Linked DNA regions of Homo sapiens: region 2 is linked to region 1. The links are chromatin contacts, found by Hi-C or POLR2A ChIA-PET in ENCODE. All regions are on one chromosome and are shown on one strand. Each heading gives the region's core, a stretch centred on a gene start or an enhancer-like site at or near the end of the contact. The rest is flanking DNA. Distances are from core to core; before and after follow the strand shown. Region 1 overlaps LDLRAD4 (low density lipoprotein receptor class A domain containing 4). Region 2 overlaps LDLRAD4 (low density lipoprotein receptor class A domain containing 4).

Evidence for each region. A loop is a pair of places that touch in the nucleus more often than their neighbours do. ChIA-PET counts read pairs that join two places held with the same protein, here RNA polymerase II (POLR2A). Pooled maps may share reads with other maps.
Region 2: a loop to region 1 is called in a pooled map of gastrocnemius medialis, with 2.0 times the contacts of the local background. The contact joins two enhancer-like sites. A Hi-C loop is called at or near these places in 4 of 50 pooled maps. POLR2A ChIA-PET finds 5 or more read pairs at or near these places in 3 of 52 experiments (B cell, OCI-LY7 and naive thymus-derived CD8-positive, alpha-beta T cell).

The regions. Positions count from the first base shown.
Region 1 is chr18:13,445,269-13,449,252 of GRCh38, forward strand. All of the region lies in intron 4 of LDLRAD4 (low density lipoprotein receptor class A domain containing 4), which reads left to right. Among named protein-coding and RNA genes, the nearest start is that of MIR5190, 13 kb to the right of the region's middle. RefSeq lists enhancers at 1,056-1,759, 1,760-2,463. Within about 2 kb of position 1,588, at least 5 of the 41 ENCODE cell types and tissues checked have a DNase peak (open chromatin) inside an H3K27ac peak, as active enhancers do.
Region 2 is chr18:13,410,094-13,414,463 of GRCh38, forward strand. All of the region lies in intron 3 of LDLRAD4 (low density lipoprotein receptor class A domain containing 4), which reads left to right. Among named protein-coding and RNA genes, the nearest start is that of LDLRAD4-AS1, 15 kb to the right of the region's middle. Within about 2 kb of position 2,983, at least 2 of the 41 ENCODE cell types and tissues checked have a DNase peak (open chromatin) inside an H3K27ac peak, as active enhancers do.

The sequences.
Region 1 (3,984 bases), core at 338-2,837:
TGAGTATGCCAGAGTGTGTGGGACTGTGTGTGGTATTTGTGCACAAGTATGTGTGAGAATGTGTAGTTGTGTGCACAAGTGTGTGGGTGTCAGAGAGTGTGTGTGAGTCTGGTGTGTGCATGCATGTGACTCCATGTGGTGTGTGCATGCATGCGTGGGTGTGCCATGGGTGGAGTGTGTATGCAGGTGTATGAATATGTCCATGTGTGTGAGGGTGAGTCTGTGGTGCGTTTGTGCATGAATGTGCACGTGTGTGTATAAGAGTGCATCTGTGTACATGTCTATGTGTGTGTTTGTGCATGTGTGTGTGTATGCGTGAGGGTCTATGGTACATGTATTCATGAGTGTGTGTGCGTGTGTGTGTGAGAGAGTCTGATGCATTTGTGCATGAGTGTGTTTGCGTGTGTGTGCATGTATGTGTGTAGGTGAGGGTGTGTGATGCATGTGTGTGTGAGAATGTGTAGGTGCATGTATGTGTGTGGGTGTGTGCATGTGTGGGTGTGTGTGTGTGTGAGGTTGAGTCTCTGGTGCATATGTGCATGAGTGTGTGTGTCTGTGTGTGAGGGTGAGGCTGTGTGGTGCATGTGTGCATGAGTGTGTCACCTGGAGTCACCACCACTCACTGCCTGTGGCTTTAGGCAAGTTGTTCAGCCTCTGTGTACCTCGATTTTCTCATTTATAAAATGAGGATAATATTGGTATCTCTTTCAAAGGGTTGTTCTGAGGATTTACTGAAATAGTGCAGGACAGGCAATTAGAGTAATACCTGGCCCACAGTACATGCTCAGTAAGCATCATCTATTGGAGGGTCCACTGCTTCCTGGGGATTGGAATTAGGTAGGAAGGGAGCTGCTGTTTGCCGAGTGCTCACTGTTTACATGCATCATCTCATTCATCTCTCAAAAGCACCCTAGAAAGGTCATAAGAATGCAGCGCTCAGGGCGGTGGGGTGATTTACTCAGAGTCACACAGCCAAGGCGTGCCGCTGCTGGGGTGTTGAACTCAGGCCATGGTTTTGTTTGTCTTTGGAGGTGCTATTTTCCCCTCCCATGGTATTTTTCCAGTAAGATAGGGATTTACTCATCAGTTCTTAAAAGGCTTGAAGGGCTTGGGTGGTGGGGATCAAACCAACCGTCTTCTGTTCAGAAGGGCCACAGAGGATGATTGTTTTCAATTGATACATAGTTGACGATTTTTGGTTTCATGCTGGATTTTCAAACAGATTATGAAAAATTAACCTAAGAGCCCCTGTGTGTCAGGGATCATTGATTCTGTTGATTCCTTGGGATTTCCTCTACAAACTGATAAGCTATCCCTTCTTCGATTGTGTCCTGTCCAGGTAGTACTCGTATGACCCAGAAGCCAGCTCTCCTCTCTGACTCACTGTCTTGTCAGGAGGATGGAGATGATGACAGCTGCCCTGGGGAGGCGAGAGGCAGCGTGGCTTCAGCATGGGGGCGGCTCTGTTTCTGCCATCACCATCCCCGCTTCACCTGCTGCGGGCGCCAAGAGCCCGCCTCAGCCACATGTGGGCTTTTAGCCTCTGATCCCCAGTTTCCCTCTGACTCTTGTCTGAGCGCATTGGCTCCTTCAGCATCTCCAGCTGTGCTGGGAGGGGTGGGGCCTGCCTCGGGGGCCTTCTGGCATTCAGCAGATTGGACTTCCCATGTTGACGTTGCTGACTGCAGGGGGTGTGGGTCAGGGGTCTTCCAGGTTGTGGTGTTACCTTGGAGCGAGGCTGGGGTGAGGGGCTCTGGGTTTCCACAGACTTAATTCTGGCTGGCCTCCATCAAGGCCATGTTCAATGAATCAGGCTGTTGTGCAGAGCAGCCTGTGTGCTTTGGACAGGGCTCCCCGCCCGCCCCCCCTTTTTTTTGACTTAAAGAATCTATGGCAAAGCAATTACTGACTGTGACAGTGACCCAAGGTGGTATTTAAAACAAGATGTGGAGGGCAATATGCCTCTCTCTGGGTTCGCCACGGGATCAAGTTGCAGGGGCTGTCACTGGCAACACGCTTCTGCCTGAACGGTTCTGTGGGATGAGCCCCAGGGAGGCGCTGGCAGCCTCACACCCTCCCCTCCCAGTCCCGCCCCTTGTGTTGGCTGCCTTTGTTTCTCCAAGACGGTTTTCTGATCAATTAAAATCGTGTAGGGTCTTAAATGGTAATTCTGCCTTTTCAAATAAACAAAGGCGGAGAACAAATGGGAGGGTAAGTTTTAATAAACCTTAGGCATCATTTCCTCCTGCTGTGACACTAAATTTACTTGGATAAAAACAACCTCTTAGATTTACATTTTGATTCTGTTACTGCTTTCATGTGTGCGGGGCTGTCCCACTTCAGATGAAATTTATCCACTTCTTTAAATATTTAGTAGTCTAGCGTGGATGTTAATGAAAGTCTGGCGGTGCTATTTTGAGAATTGCAACAATGATAGTAATTTTCAGTGTCAGATTCCTGCTTCGCAAAGGGAAAGAGGGATGGGAGAAGGGGGAGGGAAAAATGGTTTCAGTTCTAATAGAGTTTGCCATCCGCTGGGCCGTGCCAGACAGATGGGTCATGAATACTGTCTAGACGCTCTCTGCCTGAGCGAAGCCCTGGTCTCTAAGGACACGCAATGAGACGCCGGCTTAAGTAACTGGGGAAAGTCAGGGCAAGCTCTCCTGTAACCAGATAGAAATCAACGTGATCCTGCTTCCTGGGGGAGGCCAAGGGGTGGCCGGGAGGGTGTAGGGAGAGGGGGTGCTAAGAGAAAAGGCCCGCTGTTACTGATCAATTTTAGTGCAAACTTGACAATTATTAGGCATTAGGGAGAGCGTGAAAGGACAGTTGTAGGATGATAACACTATTGATTTAAGCCGTACTGCCCAGAATGCAGAATGATATATTTCAGACCCAGGCTTCAAAGGCCGGAGAGGAGCTGGGGTGAAAAGGAGGATGTTGTCGTGTGTGCTTAAGACGGGAATGCAGCCCGCGGGGTGACCTGCGTTAATTGTGTATATTAACACACTCAGCACTGCTCTTGTGGAAACCGTTGGTCTTGACTGTTCATTTAGCCTCTTAATTTGCAAGGGTTTTAGAGGCTTACCAGGCTTGCTTTCTCTTTTTATGAATTTCTGCGAATTTCTTCATGCTGGGTCTCTTCCGGGCAGCTCCACAACTGGCAGAGCTGTAGGAAAGCGGGTAAAAAAATCCCCAGCGCCTGCCTGGCTGCGCTTGGGTGCCTGCGTAGTCGTGATGCTTGTCTTCCTAATTATTTTCTGAGTGGCGGGGATGGAGTTTATGTGATGTCAGAAGTGAGTTTCTGCTCATGAAGACTCCCAGTGTAAGTGTGGTGGGAGTCGGGAAGGAGATATTGAGGTAAAGATGAGATTGGGGGGCGGAGGCTGGGGGACCACCGATAAGGCGGGAGGTGACGCAGCAGCTTGCCGTTCGGCTGGGAGGTGCTTTGTCGCTTGGTTTGATGGCCGCTAATCACGTCTTGGTCTTGAAAAAAATTATCCAAAAGGGTACTACGGTGAAACTTGGAAGGGACCATCTTTGAGTAACTGAAGAAATAAAGCTGAAGTCTAAAGCTGCCATGAGATACGTCGTGGACTGCAGAGGTGGGTGACCCTCCGAGGGCTGGACTTCTGGATTCATCCTCTGGGCTGGTGCCTCTTTCAGTCATGGCAGCTTTAACATGGGAAAGAAACCCCAACAACCTAAACTTTGCAGTAATCATTTTTTCACTCCTTCATCCATTCTTGTTCTGTCCCAAGAGCTAATAACAGAGGGAAAAGAAGATATTTTTTGCTTCCTTCCCAGAAAGAAAACAGAGATCAAAGATAAAAAATATTTTCAAAGTAGACAATCACTGGAGAGGGAAGAAAGAAATCTTGTTTCAGGAGTTTGCAGTAGTGAGCAGCGAGTGAGTCTGTCCTTTTTCCAGACAGCTCCTAGAAAAATTGCCGTGGTCCTCCGGAAGGTCCAGCTGTCCTTAGA
Region 2 (4,370 bases), core at 1,733-4,232, 34 kb before region 1:
AGGACGTTCTGCAAAACACTGGACCAGCAGTTTTCAAAAGTGTCAAGGCTCTGAAAGGCAAGGAGGGACTTCCGACCTGACATGGCATGGGGGGCGCTAAGGAGACGGGACAAACACACCACAGGCTCCTAGATGGGATCCTGATGGGGGGCGCTAAGGAGACGGGACAAACACACCACAGGCTCCTAGATGGGATCCTGGGATAGAAGAGGGACATTATTCAGAAAAACTGGTGAAATTCAAATAATAATAGGAGTATGCCAATTTAATTTCTTAGTTTTGATGATTGCACTGCAGCTGTCAGATGTAAACACTGGAGAAGGTGGGTTAAGGAGAGTAGACAGGAACTCTAGTGATTTTACAACTCTTCCTCACATTTAAAATTATCTCAAAGTAAGAAGTTTACAGAAACCTTTATGGGTATGTATACCCTTTTAATTGACATTCAGTTTTGCTATTGTTTACACAGTGAGGCTTAATCTGCATTAATGGATGGAAACATAGCATATAAGGAGTCCAGGATGACAGATAATGGCCTACACTGGACTTTGAAATATGTTGTGTATACATTTCTCCTCCTTCCTCAGATTTGCCTTGTGATTAGGCTAACAATCTAAGAGATAAGGCCAATCAGGTTAGATGCTGGCAGGAAATTCATAAAACTGATTATTTCTTGGGAAACTGAAAGCTCTGTTTGTAAAAGGCTAGCTTGATTTCAGTGGATGGCTTTTTGTTAGTGGGAAGTGGAGATTCAGGGCAAAATGCAGGAATGGGTTTTTAGGGTACAGTGGCTGCCCCTCCAGTTGAAGGTCCATGGGGTGCATTCTCATGGCCACCAGAGAAGATGGCAGTTAGTTATTATAAGTATCAATACGGGCCAGGTGCGGTGGCTTACGCCTATAATCCCAGCACTTTGGGAGACTGAGGCGGGTGGATTGCTTGCATCCAGGAGTTTAAGACCAGCCTGGGCAACATAGCAAAATCCCGTCTCTACTAAAAATACAAACATTTAGCTGGGTGTTGTGGCATGCACCTGTATTCCCAGCTACTTGGGAAGCTGAGGTAGGAGGATCACCTGAGTCTGGGAGGTGAAGTTTGAAGTGAGCTGAGATTGTGCCACTGCACTTCAACCTGGGTGACAGAACCAGACCCTGTCTCAAAAAAAAAAAAAAGAAAGAAAAAAAAGTGCCTCTATAGAGTCCTAAGAGCAAAATCATCTTTTGTTAGTATGCTTATCTCATAGTTTTGCCGTAAGTGCTTAACAAATGCTTGAACAAAGCATTTGCTATTAGACTAATATGTTACTACTTCCAAGTATTTTACTTGGATACTGATATGGTTTGGCTGTGTCCTTACCCAAATCTCATCTTGAATTGTAGTTTCCATAATTCCCACCTGTCGTGAGAGGGACCCAGTTGGAGGTAATTGAATCACAGGGATGAGTCTTTCCTATGCTGTTCTCATGATAGTGAATAAGTCTCATGTGATCTGATGGTTTTATAAAGGGCAGTTCCCCTGCACACGCTCTCTTGCCTGCTACCAGGTAAGACGTGACTTTGCTCCTCATTTGCCTTCAGCCATGATTGTGAGGCCTCCCCAGCCATGTGGAACTGTGAGTCCATTAAACCTCTTTCCTTTATAAATTATCCAGTCCCTGTTATGTCTTTATTAGCAGTGTGAGAACAGAATAATACAGATACTTTTGTTGAAATTGCCATCATGAGACCCAACCCAGTAGTCTGCACCCAAGTTCTTTTTTGTTTCTTTGAGACAGAGTCTTACTCTGTTTTCCAGGCTGGAGTGCAGTGGGGCAATCATGGCTCACTGTAGCCTTGACCTCCTGGGCTCAAGCAGTCCTCCCACCCCAGCCTCTTGAGTAGCTGATTACAGGTGCACATCACCAATGCCCAGCTAATTAAAAAAATTGTTTGGTAGAGATAGGGTCTCACTATGTTGCCCAGGCTGGTCTCAAACTCCTGGACTCAAGTGATCCTCCCACCTCAGCCTCCCAAGTGTTGAGATTACAGGGATGAGCCATCACGCCTGGCCTGCACTGAGTTCTGAAGTTAGTATTTGCTCAGGGCAATTCCCTAACTCTTTGACAGTAGTCAGATCAGTGGCATGACTTTGCCTCAGTTACTGCATTGTCTGCTACTTCCTCATATGTAATCTCTGGCCCCATCACACTGCCTACTATTCCTAGAGCATGACATGTCCTTTACACCCAGCCTCTGTTCTTTCCAGCTCTTAAAGTATCCTTATCTTTCTTTTCTCTCTGAAAAATTTCTGCTCATTTTCAGCACTCAGGTCAGCTAATATCTCCCTTATAAAGAAGTATTATCATAAGGTTCCATATTTCTCTATTATAACATTTACCATGGTGTTTCTATTTGAATGAATGAGATTCATTCACTTCTCTCTCATCCATTCATATGATATTGATCAAGTGCCTATTATGGACTAGGTACATGAGGAACTAGAGAGACAGCAGTGAAGGTTCAGACAGGGTCCCCGACTTTATGGGCCTCCACTCCAGCAGGGCAGGTGGACTGAACTAGCTATATAATTACGGTGGTGAGAAAAGGATTTGTTTACCTGTTAGCATTTCTAGATTATGAGCTCTTGGAGGGCATGGATTTTTGTCTTCCTTGTTTTTGAAGCCCCAGTGTCTTAGAATAGCACCCGGCAGCCAGTAGGCGCTCCGTAAGTGAACGAATGAACTGAGCACTTAATGTACCAATTTGTACATGATCTTATGGACGATCACTTTGCTCCCAGCAGCTTCTCAAATTTTTATTGATCTATGAACCGAGCTGAGAAGTTCATAGTTGAAGACTGTCCTGAGCTTCCTGGATGCGCTGCTTCCTTCTCCTGGTACGTAGTAAGGGCAGCGTGTGTGACCTGACAGGATCACAGCAAGGCTGTGCATCAGTCAGGATTCTTCTTGCAGGCAACAGCCACCACCAGCAGGAAGGGCTCCTCTTGAGCCTTGCTGTCTTCTCATGTTTCCAGTGCCACGTCAAGCCCAGGATGGTGCTTTGAGTGGAGCTTGGGTCGCATGACTGTGCTTGGCTGTAAGGAAGGTTGGAATCCAGTGCTGTGCTTGTATCTGCGTTTTCTGTTGCAAAGGCACTCCCTTTCCCACAGACCTATCAAGTGGGGAGGGAAGGAGGTTTCAGTGCTTGGCAAGAAATATCACTGTACGTGTTCACTACTCACTGACATGTAATTGGTCAACTGTTCGTAAATTCCGGCTATTTTGTGTTTAAGCTGATAGAGAATTCTGACAAAGTAAATGTGAGCTTCTGCGGAAGTTTCTATCACAGTATTTTTAAACATGCATCAATATCTTTGTAAATTGAATTGCTCCGTTTAACCTCATCTCATAGTGTGATCAATCGAGGCCTCAGGTCTCTGACCAGGCACTTGCAGTAATTTTTCAAGAACACTGTATTTGACAGAAACAGCCTGGTAGAATGTGATTTGGGAAAAGGGATAATGTCTTCAATTGAGTACGGAAATTATGTCTTTAAACGTCTGGGAATTCTATTCAATCATTCAGTCAACTGTCAACATTTACTGGATGTCCAGTGTTTGCAGTGACCTAACGATTGCTGTGTAGTGATTTGCATTCTTTAGTAAGTTTTTCCAAGAAGTTTTATATCTTCTTTCTAGGAGAGAGTATGGTTGGGCTGGGCGGGGTGGCACACGCCTGTAATCTCAGCGACTGTGGGAAGCTGAGGCAGAGGAGTGCTTGAGCCCAGGAGTAGGAGTGCAGCCCATGCAACATAGAGAAACTCCAGAAATTAAAAAAAAAAAATTTTTTTTTAAATCACTGGGAAAAGAAATAATTATAAGAGAGTACCTGCGTTTCTACCCATACCCGAGGTTTTCTTGTTTGTGATCATTAAATAAGTGGATGGTGTTGCTCTGGTGGTGTGCTGGACATATTTTCTCAAACCAGAGGTGCACTATAGTCCACCATGCTTTGTTCCAAAATTTGTAGTGGAGGTCTACCTCATGCCTCGTTTTGTGCCAGGCACAAATGAAATCCAGAGATGAACATCTTGGGGTGCCTGCCTTAGCAGGCAAGACTCTTGGTTGAAGGGACAGCAGGTGGGCCTTGGGGCCAGGCATCCTTGGGAGATGCCTCCATCCCCACCATTGCTTGGCTTTGTTGCTTTGGGCAAGTCACATGACCTCTTGGAGCCCGTTTCATCCTTGTAGGATGGGGTTACTGATACCCACCTCATTGCACTAAGTGGGCCAGTGAATGTACAGTTCAGTACCTTCCTCATGCAGTTGGCATCTCTATTGTCACTGTCACTTAGAGGCCAGAGGACAGGCAGGACCCAGACACTGGAGTGCAT